Linked DNA regions of Homo sapiens: region 2 is linked to region 1. A link is a loop called in an ENCODE intact Hi-C map of the cell type or tissue named here. Cell type or tissue: sigmoid colon. All regions are shown on one strand. Each heading gives the region's core, and the rest is flanking DNA. Links, peaks and the distances in the headings are about the cores only.

Region 1 (7,499 bases), core at 1,559-6,558:
GTGACAAGACTATATTTCATTTGGCAGAAGATTAATAGAGAGGGAATTTACTTAAATTTTAGCAGACCAAATCTATTTGAGTTGTAAGGAAGAATTTTGCCACTTGAGGATCTATGAGAAAAGAAAATAGGCATGGAATGAAAACTCTGATATATTCTTCTTAAGTTTTCTTTGAGAAAAGGACTGACTCACCTCTGAGTCAGGTGGGTTAAGAGCAGGCAGGTAAAGGGTCTAGGAGACACTGCTTTTGTTTCTGAATCAGAGTAACCTTTTTCCGGTTCTTAGATTTTGTAGTTCGTAAGAAACCCCCAAATGACTGAAAGAGTTGTACTTTTTCTCAATGTCCCCAAGTCCTAGTCCTGAAAGAACTAAAATGGACTGTCACACAAATAATATCTTGCCACTAGACTAAGACACAGGGGAAACAGTGTAGTGAACCACACCGAGGGTAGATATTCAATCCAGATAATTGTGTCTAGGCAGGTATCTGGTACCCGATCAGCTGCACAAGGCTAATGGGTTTTTATGATTGGCAGAGGATTTCTGTCTTCAAGGAAAGATAATGCTATCAAATGTTTAACTATAATGTGTGAGGTCTGATTTGTGATTTCATTGTGATTACCCTAAGAAATAGGGTAAACAATTCAGTCAATCGTGTATTGAACAAATCAGTATTGGGCACCTTCAGTGACTGAAGTCAGGCACTGAAGATATACAACTAAAGAAGAAATAATTATTGCCCTTGAAGAGCTTATATTTAAAGGGGAAATATTAAACCAATTATTAAAGTTCCTTCTAATAAGTGCTATTATGGATATATGCATAGAGTGTTCTGGAAACAAGAGGAAATATAATTTGCTGCTTTTTTTTTTAGATTTAACTTTTTTGACCCTAGAAATGATGAATATTTAAAGAATTAACGAAAATGTCAGCCTCAAAGAAAAAAAATAGGCTTATTAAGTGTTCTATGTGTATTTTCTTCATTTTTTACATGTGAACAGATAAGTATTTGTCCTTCCTCATTGTGTAAACCAGAAATATCTCTCAAATAATGGAAAACATTCAATGGTAGTTCAACCTCTCCATATGCTATGTGTGCTCAAGGAAATTTGGACAACCGAGAAATTATTTGGAGATACCAAGATACCTAATAATACTTTAAACTGAAAAACTGGCCTTTTTAGTATAGTCTGCAATTGCAATTCTGAATCACTATATCGAGAAGATAAAGCCCGGAGACCTCCTGTGTTCTGAAAACTCAGATGTTCTAAGCTGATTATGGGAGAAACAACATCATTCCCCTCTGGTCCTCAACTATTTTCTTTATTCAGTTTCTTCTGGGAACATTAGGTTATGGCCTGAACCTAATAAAAAGGGTAATTGTGCTTATTGTGAAAGTTTCAGGTTCTCAACAGGAAGACAGACTGTTGGACAGCGATTTTGATTTTGGAAATATTCTTTCAGCTTCACAATCAGATAAGCGGGAGAAAATTAATCTTCTTAGTGGGATGCAGGTTTTGCTGAAATATATCTTAGAGATGAAATCAGTGCTGTCAGGATAAAGATGGCTCCTGGCATCTGTTTCACTGAGATAGTTGGGTCCCGTTTCTACCTACCTTTGACATCCCTGCTTACCTTTGACTGGGCTCAATCTTGCTCACCCCGGATACTCATTCCAGCTGGAAAAATACAGGATAGCTGACATATGTCTTCCTTCTTCTTTTTCTTCTTGACTTACCTTGAGTTTGAAATGACTTGGTGAATTACTCTATTTGGCAAGCACATAATAACACTCTATTCCTATGGGTGTGTGAAATATTTAATAAGAGATTTGCCTTTGTTATTTTTAGAATTGTTCCTCAATCAGTTATGCATATGGAGGCCCTAAACCACTCGGAGGAAATGGATTTAAATTTACCTTTCCAAGTTCAGTTAGTGGAAGAGTTAGAACAGAGTTCCCTGTGTACCAGATCTTATTTTGACTGACATTGAAAGAAAAACAAACAAACTTACTTTAATGTTAAACATCCATTTTATTTGAAATAATCCCAGGAAATTCTCGCCCTTCATTGCCATGAGTTCCAAGTTTTGCCAATGATTAGAGTATGAGGAAATATTAGTGTTAAGTGGCTCTCTTTTTACATTTGTAAAAGCTGGCAGCCATATTTATTCACACTTCAGGAATACTGTGAATGTGAGGCAGTATTGATTGGATCCCTCTTTAAAGCATGTGAGTTCCTTGGATGACCAAACTGTGCATTTCTCCCTCTGTCTCCATAGCACTTTGCACCATACCTAAAATGGTAGGCATCCAACAAGGCAGGCTTTTGGGATGAATAGAAGGATGTTCCATTCATAGAACATCCCTTGATAGAAAAGGTGCTTTGTCAAACCAAAATAAATACGTGTCTATTTATATTGCTATACTAAACCCAGTACTTATCAAATTATAACAAAATAATAGTGATAACAAAATAATATGTAAAATGTTGACCATTTTTGTTAGGCTGTGGGTTCCATTTATATATTTCAAATTTGAATATAAGTATGCTGGATCCAGGGAATTCACAGATCAAAATAATAAAGACACACCTGAATGCCTGACTTGGAGAAATGTTGGTATTTCACAAGCGAGAAAGTAAAAGGTAAGTATGGTCGGTATAGGAAGTTGTAGGCACTGTTGGTGAGCACAGTGGTAGGTAGAGTGGCAAGGAAGAATTGTTTCCCAGGCATTCACCTCCAAAATAAACTGTTGGTCCCCGGCTGCATTCTCCAACTTCCACCAACACTCTTGTTTTCTCAGTGTGTCTGTCTTAGGTGAATAATTTGATTAAACAGATCTAAAGTGTGAAAGAGTGATCATTTTGAAATATTTTCAAAAAAATTCGCTTGCAAATCTCAAGTTGCTGGGATGTGGAGCAGTAATCACTTACCATGTTCAGTGTGGAGTTGAGGAATGTGAGAGGGATGTCATATTATCACTGGAAATGGTGGTGGCTGGGGAGTCATATCGGGCATGGGACTTCTCTGCGGTACTTCTGGGGCCCTCTGAACCCCCTACTCTAAGAAGATCAGAACAAGAGATATCTCCACACCATGCTAGCACTACTTATTTGGAATTCAGGGAGATGGAGACCACATTCCCCGCCCCCCCCCCTTTTTTTTTTAACTTTTCTGGATGATTGTGCCAGGCATCACACATAAGAACAACAATCCTCCAACAGTTTTCTCCAATACTCTGTGAGATGCTGGTCTTACTCCATGACTCCCTTACAAGCTCCTTAAAGGTGGGAATGGAATGTTTTAAGTTAAGTACCTCCCACAGCTCTTGGAATAGAGTTAAGTACATAGCAGTTCTTAATATCTAACACTGGAGTCACTGAATTATTCTCACAGTCTGTCGAGCCCATTTTAATTTCTTGTTTTCAATATTACTATGATTTATCTGCATTCATTATATTTTTTTTCACAGAGCTCCTCGAACTGATCTATAACTGAGAAACTCTCTTGTCCTTAGACACATTAGAGTCAGGAGGAAGCAGACAATGTTTAGATTCTGTTCCCACCCTCTCCTGAGAAGGGTGGGGTGGGAGGAGATGTTGTCAGAAAGCTGCTGGGGTATGTTACAGTTATCTTCAGAGGTGCCAAACCAGCTTCCAACCCCGCCTAGTTTTGTCTCCCATTTTCTAAAACTGGGATCAGAAGTCCTTATTTGGATTTCCTAAAAATAAGTAGCTGTGGCTGAGCCCTTACTCAATTACCACAGGGAGATATTGCATATCCGGGATCACGAGATAAGTGAGGTGCCTTGCTTATAAGCCCCACGTGCTAAGACTAAACGTGGCTCTCATGTGACTTGCCTTCACAATCCAGAGCTCCCTCATGTTTCAACTTATGCTTAAAAAGAAAAAAAAGAAGTCCACATTTACAAAATCCAGATGGATTATGTCTCAACAGAAGCTGTTGGCCGGGGTTCCCAGAGTCACTAGGATAAAGCTGGCAGCTTGGCTTTTCCTAAAGGGTCCTTCCTCCTGGCTCTCCGGGTATGTCTCCGTTGTCTGGATTTTAGAATAATGTGCCTTTTCTATTTCTTCACCCTTTTTTTTAGAAAGTGGGCTGGCAACTATATTGCAGAGACTGATTTCTAAAGGCAAGCCACCCATCCTTTATTGCTTCACAACTGTGCTGGGTTTAATTATTTCTTTTTTCATTTTGTCTACAGAATGCTAAAATGTGATGGCTACATCGTCAGGATAAATAAGCTTGTGAAGTATTATTTTCTCCAACTTCATCTCTTTATTTTATCTATTTCTTTTCTGTGTCCACTGTCGCCCATTCTTCCTCAATCTCTCACATTTCAAACTGCTTTGCCCTCATTTTGTTGCAGTTCTTAAAAGTTAACAGTAGGTGGCAGTAAAATTTTATACTCGAAAGACATTCAGGCGACTCAGCAAACTGAGGAGGGTATACAGAAAGTATGGAATTGTAAATGCTAAAGGTAAAACAGCGTTTTTTTAAAATTAGTTTTTAGACTTTTTAATTGACTAATTGCATATATTTATTGTGTACAACATGATTTTTTGAAGTACGTATACATTGTTGAATGGCTAAACCTGGCTGATCAATGAATGCATTACATCACACAGTTATTTTTGTGGTGAGGACACTTAATATGCACTCTCTGTGCATTTTTTAAGAATATATTATATCATCATTAACCAAAGTCACCATGTTGTACAATGGATCTCTTGAACTTAGTCTGCTGAACTGTAATTATACGTCCTTTGACCAATATCTCCCCAACCTGAACAGTGCTATTTTCTAAAAGCCAAATATATCTAAATATAGGAATCTATTTAAAAAAAAAAAAAACAAGATATTTCAAGCCCAGCTCACATGGGGGTCATCAAGGCATATATTTGGGTAGGTGAGTCTTAAAGACTGGGAAATTATGATAATAAAGGGAATTGGTAGAAATTTGTATCAAATGAGGAACTCACCAAGCAGCCTTTATTATTTACATGCTGGAAATGATTTCCTTCCCTCCACACAAATGCTCATCTCTGTCTTCTTCCTTTCATTTTGCTCTTTCTGCACCCCTTCCCTCTGTTGGTCATGAATGTTACCTTTGAGGCTGCTTGGCATTCCCTGAATGGGTTTGTGACCACTTGAATAGAGAATGTGTTTGTCTTTCTCTCATTTCAATGCCACTCTGTGTGTTTGCTGTAACTTTCATCTCTCACTCTCATTCTCGCCTGCTCTCTTTTACTGTATGTGCTTTGTTCACTGTTTTAAGAGAAATATTCACAATTAGAAGGACCAAAAGCAAACAAAGAGAGGATTATGTAGTCGATGGAGATTTGCAGTGCTGTGGGATTTCTGGTCCTATTTTACCTAATTAGAGATGCTTTGGGGCTAGAGTGATAATGGTGAAGATGTCACACAGATCCATGGTCTCATTCTTTCTCCCTTGGGTCCTCCAAATGATGTCATAGGCCTGGCAAACTAGTTCTCCAGGATAGGCAATGCACCCTTGAGAGATGCTCAAGGGAAGAAAGCTATTGCACAGAGATGATAATCTGCAGCCATGCTTTCACAGCACAGTAAATCATACCTTTGCTCACTTGATTTGAATGAAGATTCTTGTCTACCAACAGTTTTAGGAAATAGATGGAATTTGTGTAGCATCACCACTTCACGGTAAAACAGAAGAAAAAGATGAGGTTTCTGCAGTTGTGATGCAGACCGTTGAAATGTGCCTGGAGAGAATGCCCAACTGGGAAATCGGTTTTCATTCGGGACTACGTAGGAGTGTAACAGAGGACAAGCATCATGGCTCAAGAAGCAGGGAGGAAAGTGGAACCTGGGGAATGCTGACCAGGCATGAACATTCTTACATGTTCACCATAGGAAAAAGGTGTGAGCACATGATGGGAGGCTGTTCTATCCAGGAAAGACTGGATTCCACCCAACTGTGACAAAGGTAAATGAGAAAGTCCAGGAAACTCTCAGGGCTGTGGTCAGGAGAGGGGAAAAGAAATACAAGTAAATGACTGAAACGACAGAGAAAGAACATTCAGAGCTGACATTAAGAGCTTCTCTTTCCCTTCCTAAGTAGGATGGATCATCACCTGATGTTTATAGAAAGTGGTCTTTTTGCTGTGGTTCTCATCCCCAAAGCTAGACAGTAAAGAGGAAAGACAGGCATGAAAGGGAAATTGAATAAAATACGCATATAGTGAGTTGTTTTCAGTGTGTGGACATACGTGTGCTGCTTTGTTCCCCAACAAGAACTTCACAATAAGGAGTGGTGTACTTATTTGTAGTGTGCTGTGTAGGGTGTAGAAGGAGCACGGTGTCTAGCTTGCCCAGCATTCCCGCTTTGTTTCCTTTTCTTATTGCAGGATGGTAGCCAGAAAATGAAGGGGCCTTGGCTATTTCAGTCAGGCCCGTGAATTGGATGAGTGTCTCCCACCTCTTCTACTCCATCCATAGTCTGTGGTCCTGGGGAATCCCACTGCTGAGTGTTTTCAGAATATGAATCTATGCTCTTGTGCCTATTTAAACTCTGCTGTCACACCTGTCCTGCATGTTTATCTTAAGCCCATCTCTATGTGGTGGCCCCATCCCTTGGCCAACTCCCCACCAGGTGATGGTTTAGCAGTGCTGAGTAGAAGGTATATGTGTTGGGGACACGGAATAGAGATAGACATTCATTTGTAGATGTTTCTTTACAGAAAGTAAGAGTCCCATATAGAGGCATCCCCAATATTTATCTAATCTATCCTCTGTTCTTTAGGAAAGACTAATGGATAATCTATTGACATCCTATCTCCAAAGAAGGAAATGATGTAGCCATTCTGAGGAAGGGCCAAGTAGGAAGGCCATGGGTGCTTTTAAATTAAAGCCATGAGATGATGAAAAAAAATAAATAAAGCAAAATATGCATAGAGTCTAAAAAAATAAAAAGAAAGAAAACTGGACAGTGTTATTGAAATGAAAAGGATATTGTATTAGGATCAGCTTGTAAGTTTTGATCATTTCATGGAGCTTACCAAGAAAATGCACATATCTAAAACCTATTGTAAAGTATATTATACCAGATATAAAGACTGAAATAGTCGTGACACCCATTATTTCATTTCCAGGTTTATTGACTAAAAACGATAAAACATCATAAGAGGTGCAATACTTTATAAAGTCCTTTGCCTTCCCAAATATAATACTCATTTGCTTTTATGTATTGCTCTTTTGCTGGTAGAAAACTGGGCACATTTTTCAGTGCCCTTAAGCCTTGTAATCGATCTACTAGAAAGATAAAAGGCTTTGAAGGAAAATTTGTGGATTGAAGGCAATCTAAAAAAAGTATCTTTGAGTTTCTTAGAGATGCTTGAGTTTAGATAGAGTGCTGTCTGTAATGCAGCAGCCACTAGCCAATATGTGCTGAATGTCTTGTTCCCTGATTTGTGATATCTCTATATATTAATCTAATAAAATGA
Region 2 (7,499 bases), core at 1,393-6,392, 1.7 Mb after region 1:
ACATATGCCTTAAGAACCCTTCCCTGAGGTACAAGGGAGGTTTTGTATCGATCATTCTTTGGTTTTTCTTAGAGACAGGGTCTCACTCTGTTGCCCAGGCTGGAGTGCAGTGGCACAATCATGGTTCACTGCAGCCTCCAACTCCTAGACTCAATGAATCCTCTCACCTCAGCTTCCCATATAACTGGGACTACAACCATGTGCCATCAAGCCTGGATAATTTTTTTATTTTTTATGGAGATGGGGTTTCACTATGTTGCCCAGGCTGGTCTTGAACTTGTGGCCTCAAGCATCCCTCTCCCTGAGGCTTCCAAAGCACTGGGATTACAGATGTGAGCCACCATGCCTGACCTCAATTGATTAGTCTATTGATGATTCATGTAAATTCTCCACCAATGGCTTTCGCCCACTGGAGAATGACCCAGTATTATAGGTCATCAAAATGGGCAAACATCAACATCTTCTAGAGTTACTAAGGAGGCTTTATGGACAAGGTGAGGTCTGAGTTGAAACTTGAAGGATACGTAGGCTCTCCACAGGTCTGGTGCAGAGCTGAGGTGGGGGAGGTAGGGAGGGACACAAGAGCAAGGTACCTGCACAGGGAAAAGCACAGAGCCTGTTACGGCCACAGAAAATAGTGGAAGATGGCCTGAATAGCCAAGATGAGCTAGATTATAAGGTTTCTAAAATACCAGAATGAGTTTAGGCTTAGCCCAAAAGGCCATGGGGAACCATTATACACCCTTGAGCAGAGAAGGAAAAGTTTGGAAGTGAATTGGGATTTGGGGCAAATAAATCTGGCAGTAGTGGGCAGGATGGATTGGACTGGAAACAAGTTAAAGAGTTCTTTTCCATTATTAATATGATTGTAGTAATCCAAGTGATGAAGTTCCGATTGTTGGACTGTAGTGCCATGTGGGCAGGTGTTGTGTCACACATGACAAGCCCAAAGTCTACAAGTGTGCCCCACATGCAGAAGGTGTTTACTTCTTCAACTAAATAAATAAAATATAGTTTAGTTACCAGGAGTCAATCATGGAGCCCAAGTGAGGATTACAAACATCCATCCCCATATCCAGATAGATCCCACTCCCACACATACATCTGGCTCAAGCAGCTATGATCTTTTGTGCTCTTTTAATAAAAATGGGTCATCAGACTCTCTGAGCACTTTGCCAATCTACTCCTACTAGCCTACAGAGAGGTGAAGAAAGAACTTAATCACCCCCAGAATCTCAGGGGTAAGAAACCTTCTATGGTCCTCCCATTCTTTTCCACTATAAGTTATCTATTGCCGCAACATTGTTCCATAACAGACAACCACAAAACCTCAGTGGAACACAACAATAAAGATGTATGTTTGCTCATGAGCCTGTGGATTGGCTGGGTTATCCTATTGATCTGAGCAGGCTCACACTCACATGTCTGGCAGGTCAGCTAGGGGTCAGCTGGTCTAAGACTACCTCAAGCTAGAATGACTCAGCTCTGTTCCATATGATCCCTCATCCTCCAGGAGGATAGCCCAGGCTTGTTCTCATAAGGTGGCAGGAGTTGATGACAAAGAGAGAAGCAAACAAGCCCAAATTTGTATCCAGTTTGCTCTTGTCCCATTGACCACAGTAAGTCCCAGAGTCAGAGTAGGCAGGGACCGCAAGGTTACAGGGCAAAAGGCATAGGTATAGAGAGACCATTGGTGTGGGATATGAATGACATCAATTTGTCACAGTGCCTGAAAGAGAAAAGATTGAAATTCCAAGAACAGATCAAAGCCTAGGACTGAGGAAGGAACTCTCCAAGGTAGAATTAGGAAAGTAAGAACAGAATTAGTCTCCAGAGAAGTGAACCTTTGGTTTCAAAAGAAATGGTGAGTCACAGACTGGCCCCATGGCTTATTCTGACCTTTTCTACTCCTGTGAGTGCTGTGATTTTGGGCAATGAATGGCTGAAAGCCCTGGCTTTTTTGCTCTCCACGGCAAGCAATCACAAATACTTTTGTTTTCCCTACCAACGAGATCTTTCCCTTCTGCATTCAAATATGATCTGCTCACCTTAAATAAACTCTCACTTGACTTCTTGGGCCTCTCCAGCTCTAGAAATACTTAAAACGTAAGGAAGAAAAAGAATAGATGGGAAGCAAGAAATCCTGGTGTCGTAACATGATCGTTCCCTTGAAGTTAGCACAGTGAGATTTCAGCTGGGGGCAGGAGGACTTGATCAGGACCAGCCGGGATGAGGTGAGGCAGGATCAACCTACCCATGTCATTGGCAAAGTCTGCAAAGGCTAGACTATGAGGCCATCATGTTTCTTGTTCCTCCTGGCTCTGAAATGTGGACTAATCTAACATGCACAGGATGTCTGCAGCCTCCTCACAACTTAACAAAGAGACAGGAGGGCTAGTTCACAAAACCCCCAAGAGTCCACTTCCCAAGACGGTTCCTACTGAATGGAGGGTGCGGTGCTGAGAGCAGAGTTGGGAGGTTTAGGAAGGGCTCTTCATTTCTCAGCGAGGCAGAGAAACAACCTGGAGTGCAATCACCCGGAGCAAAGGACTTGGGGAACAGCACGATAAATGTCCAGGTGCCAAGAATAGTTGGCAACAAGGACAGCAGGAGCCAAGCACGTGGAAGTGGTCTCCCGGGCACACTGCCAGAGCAGGGCTGCACTCAGAAACAGGACAAAGAGCCTGAGGGACCACAATCAGCGGAAAACCCAGCAGACAATACCAGAGGTGATGGCTGGAGGGACCTCTAGCCAGGCCATAGGGCAAGTGGCCTCTAAGACCATTGTTCCAGTCTGGGTTAGAGGGTGAAAGCTGGCATCTGTGACCAAAATGGGCCAAAGGAAAAGGCTAGGCTTTGAGCTGGGGCACTCAGATATGGTGAACTGCCAGAGAAGATGGGTATTCCAGAGCCAGCAAGTTAGCCAGGGCTGGGAGAAGACAGGGCACCTAAAGTAGATTGGTCAGTGCCTGAATCTGTGCCAAGTTGGAAGAGGGACAGGGACTGTGTCTGTAATTTACAGAACTGGTGATGTATAGCAAACGACCTGTAGGGATGAGGGGCACGGCGGGGCGGGGGTTAGGGGAGAGGCGGCCCGTGAATTCAGATGCAGGGTCCTACAGAGGAATTTGGACACCCAGCTTTGTCTCCCATTGGGAGACTAAGGACTCTTTGGCCACTTATGTGAACACAGAGATCAGTTCTAATTTCCTCTCTGTCTGTGAACAGAAGACTCACCAGCAACGGGGTTTGCAGTTGGCTTAGTCTTTTCTCCTACCCTTCCCCTCCCCAGGAATGGAAATAATTAGTGTTAACTCGTATATTCACAGAAATGCATTTATAAGGCATCAAGCCAATGATTTTGACCTTAATATTGCTCAGCTCACACCAATTGCACCAATGCGATCGATCACAACATGCAAAGAGAGTTCAGGGGTTAGCAAGTGTTCCAATTGTCTTCTCCTAAGAAGAGAGCGCCATCTTGTGTACAAACACTGAGTTCAGGATATGCTGAACCATTTTTTTGAGTTTTAGTTCACCAGAACTGAATCTGTGACCTCGTGTTTACTTTCCAGAGTTTCCTGAAACGTTGCATTATGAGAAACATGAAGATGTCCCTGAGCGTGTTAAGCTGTTGCCAGCCACGATTGTTATACTAAAGATGTACCTGGTCCGCGGAGGACATCTTTCAGCCTAGTTTTTGAAGACCTGTTACTTCTCTTCCTCAATTTTGAGTTTAATAGATGCAGAAAGACTTCCTACCTGAAATTCCACCTTTAAAGCATGTCTATGAAACAAAGGTTTTCTACCAGCTCTTCCATCCAAGTTTGAAACCTCCTGCTGAGCTTTTCTTCCCAATGTGTGGGGCCAGCCACGGTGTTGCTACCCGGGAGGGAGTGGTCTCGATGGGTAGCATTTGCTGATTTCCCTGATGCAAACTCTCGCATGGTGGCTGATTTCAAGGACTAGCGAGACCTCATTGCTGAAGAGCTGGGAAAAGCTGCCCCCGTCAGCTCTCCACAGCCAGTACAAGCTGGCTCCCGCCTACGCAGGAGACCCACGGATTATGCCCATCTTTGGGAAATGGCTCAGTTCATTGCTCAGAGATAAGGAACTGCTCAAAAGAGAGAGAATGCTGATAGGAACAGGCCAGATGTGGGGACGCAAAGACATATAATGTACCAGACAATGCCAGGAGGGTGGATATGAAGCAAAGAAAAGACATCTTCTCAAAATAAATAAATAAAAAGACATCTTCTCTCCCTTTTACAAAGACACAAAATCCCAGAGTCTTGAATGCTGTGTCCCAGAAGGGTCCATTTTCAATGGCACAATAATACATGGAAGAGGCTTAAAACTGTGCCTAACATTTCGTGCTCTATACGTTGTCTTAGTTGTTGTTAAAACTCAACTTTCTGGGATGCCTCAACTGGCCACGTATCTTGATAAATTCATTATTTTCTTCAATTATGCTGTAAGAAGAATACTTGTATCTTCTTCAGCCTCCAACAGACATTCCTTCACCATCTACGGAAAGACCCTGAATATTTTCACTGGAAAAGGGCCAGTAGTGAAATTGGCAAACACTCCTTCAACCAGGACAATGCTTCTGGGGAAATGACATTTATTGAGCACCTACTACATGCCAGGCAACTACAAAAGATCTCATTTCACCCTCACAGCAACTCTGTAAAGGAGGCGCTATTGCTGTCCTTTTATAAATAAGGAAACTGGGGCTCTGAGATGTTAAGGGAGTTGTCTAGGACTATATGGTGAGATAGTAACATAGCTGGGGTGACTCAAATCAGAATCTCTCAGGCTCAAAGCACGTTCCTCTCTCTATGTGTCCACACTGCCCTTGATTGAGAGAAGGCAGAGCTCAAAGGTGGCATTTTCATCAGGTTGTGAATCCACTTTCATGTCATATCACTGTGTGAATGGGACTCCCGCATTTGCACAGTGTACAGCCTGTGAACCCTTACCTTACATGGCTGTGTGCATATTTCTTGCCCCTCTTCTCTGTTACCTATACCCCATGGCCATTTTCTCTTCCCCAGACTACACCCCAATGCAGAAACAAAGGTCCAAAGAAAACACTCACTTCCACTTCAGTGAAACACAAATACTTTTCTCCTCAGAGGGTTGAGGAAGGAGAGAGAAAAGATGGTGGCCACTGAAAACAGGAGTGGAGGATGGTCTGGATTCCAGAAGGATGAGGAGCACCCTAAGCAGAAGAAAGAAGGTTCCTCTGTCAGAGAAGTCCAGCAAGGAGGGTGAGCTGCCCCCACAGAAGCCTCTGCCAAGTTCTCCTGTAGACAACGTCCCGGACACGTGTACGTCCCCCTAACCTTCGGGTCAGGAACCTGGGTAAGGGACCGCGAAGGAAAGCTGAGTCCCTGACTGAGTGATAACTGAGCGGAAATCAGTGGGGACATTTCCCTGTGGGCAGCAACAAGTAGTGATGGGGTTCCATGCTGTCCCTGGCCACAGGGAGATGTGCTGTGGGTAAACTACGTACCATAAAGGCAGTACAAGCGGTCCTGGGGATGAAAAAATACCATCTGAAATAGCTGCCACCAAAATTCCTCTTTGAGAGGAAACTCCTTTGTTGGAAGGGTTACTTGGGAAGTACTAGGGTTAAATAGTGAGCCCTTGAGGGGCATGGGTGTGGTGGGCACAAGGTCTGTGAGGAGAGCATGGCCTGGGCTTCCCGTGGTTGGTATGGAGGCAGGGTGGATGGGTGGGAGGAAAGAGGTGAAAAGAAAGACAGGAAGGTGAAGGGGGGTGTCAGCGAGGTAACGGGAAGCTGCCTAGAGAGGCGGAATGCCCCTCTCTGCAAGGAAACATACTCAACCCCCGGCTGTGACTGGGGTGAATGGGACTTTCTGGCGACTTCAGAAGCAGCTGTGGTCACATCTGGGTGGCTGTGATGTGGGACAGAGACTACCTGCAAAGACTTGGGGTCCTGGAGGCTGCAGTGACCCTGACTACATCAGCCCCTCTCTATCCCCAGAGTGGGAAGAAACTGTAGGTTCAAGCCAAGTTTAGCTATTTACTGTGACCTTGGTAGGTCCCTGCTGATAGCTGGCTTATGTAAAATTCAGACAATGAGCAGAGAAAACATAAATTCCAGCACAGGCGAATTTGGAAAATGCTGTATAGAGCAAATCGTGTTGACTTAGCATTTGTGCTTAGCCGAGAAGGTGCTGCCCTGCACGTGCTCAGAGCCCCTCTCCCATTTCACCAACTAGACAAGCCACTCCGCCATCCTGCAGAGAAGCTAAGAGAGGGAAGGGCAGGTTGCTCTCCCATGCTTCTGAACATGTGGAAGAGGCAAGGGAGAAACATGGGGTGAGGAAGAGAGAAAGACTTTCCCTATCCGAAGAGCAAACCAGTCTGTGTATGTTTGCCTCCAGTCAAACAGCTTCTAAATACTGAAGAGTGCCAGAGGACTATTTATTTTGCCACTTACAAGCGATCAGAAAAAAACCTTTTATTTACATTGTGGAGGCTCAAGGACCCTGAACTTATTCTTAGGCTATTAAAATAATTTTACTATTTTGGCAACGTCTAAATGCAAGTAATTTAAGACACCCCTCTGCCTAAGGCTAACAAAATCATTGTGGTATAACTATTAGTTTGGTGCTAAAAGTAATTGTGGTTTTTGCCATTAAAAGTATTTGTAGAACAAACCAATTACTCTTGCACCAACTTAATAGCATTGGATCCACTAACCTGGAAACACCACACCAGAGAGGTGCCTGACTGCAAGGAGAGCACATGGTTGGCACATGCCAAATGTTTGTGGAAGAAGCTGGGGAGTCCCCAGCAGCTGAGATGGATGGTGATCATCAACTTCCGAAGTGTTAAAGAAAACTGAAGGGTTCTGGCCAGGCGTGGTGGTTCACACCTGTAATCCCAGCACTTTGGGAGGCTGAGGTAGGCGGATCACCTGAGGTCAGGAGTTCTAGACCAGCCTGGACAACATGGCAAAACTCCATCTCTACTAAAAATACAAAAATTAGCCGGGTGTGGTGGTGCATGCCTGTGGTCCCAGCTGCTCGGGAGGCTGAGGCCAAAGACTCATTTGAACCCAGTAGGTGGAGCTTGCAGTGAGTTTAGATTACACCACTGCACTCCAGTCTGGGCAACAGAGTGAGATTCTGCCAAAGAAAGAAAGAAAGAAAGAAAGAAAGAAAGAAAGAAAGAAAGAAAGAAAGAAAGAAAGAAAGAAAGAAAGAAAGAAAGAAAGAAAGAAAGGAAGGAAGGAAGGAAGGAAGGAAGGAAGGAAGGAAGGAAGGAAGGAAGGAAGGAAGAAAACTGCAGGGTTTTGAAGGCAGGTGGCACTGTCCTGTAGGAGACTGAGGGTGGAACTTGTCCTTGAAAGCTCCCCTAACCTACTGAAAGTGGAATGAAGGGCTTGGATCCAAGCCTTTCAGAGGCAGCCAAGATCTTCCCAGTCCCCACGATGGGTTTCTTTGGTATGCTTGTTTGCTTTT

Evidence for each region. A loop is a pair of places that touch in the nucleus more often than their neighbours do. Peaks named below come from ENCODE experiments on the same cell type or tissue, not always from the same donor. Only the 100,000 strongest peaks of a DNase experiment are listed, where the experiment ranks them.
Region 2: a loop joins it to region 1, with 3 times the contacts of the local background. A loop is called at or near these places in 10 of 110 quality-filtered maps.

The regions. Positions count from the first base shown.
Region 1 is chr7:137,451,298-137,458,796 of GRCh38, reverse strand. All of the region lies in intron 27 of DGKI (diacylglycerol kinase iota), which reads left to right. Among named protein-coding and RNA genes, the nearest start is that of PTN, 110 kb to the right of the region's middle. In sigmoid colon, for the core only: a CTCF peak has its summit at 4,395 (motif pointing right); a DNase peak (open chromatin) is centred at 3,836; H3K4me3 peaks cover 449 bases; H3K27ac peaks cover 195 bases.
Region 2 is chr7:135,797,242-135,804,740 of GRCh38, reverse strand. No RefSeq gene overlaps it. Among named protein-coding and RNA genes, the nearest start is that of FAM180A, 52 kb to the right of the region's middle. RefSeq lists a silencer at 5,447-5,667. In sigmoid colon, for the core only: a CTCF peak has its summit at 3,483 (motif pointing left); no DNase peak of the experiment used is centred there.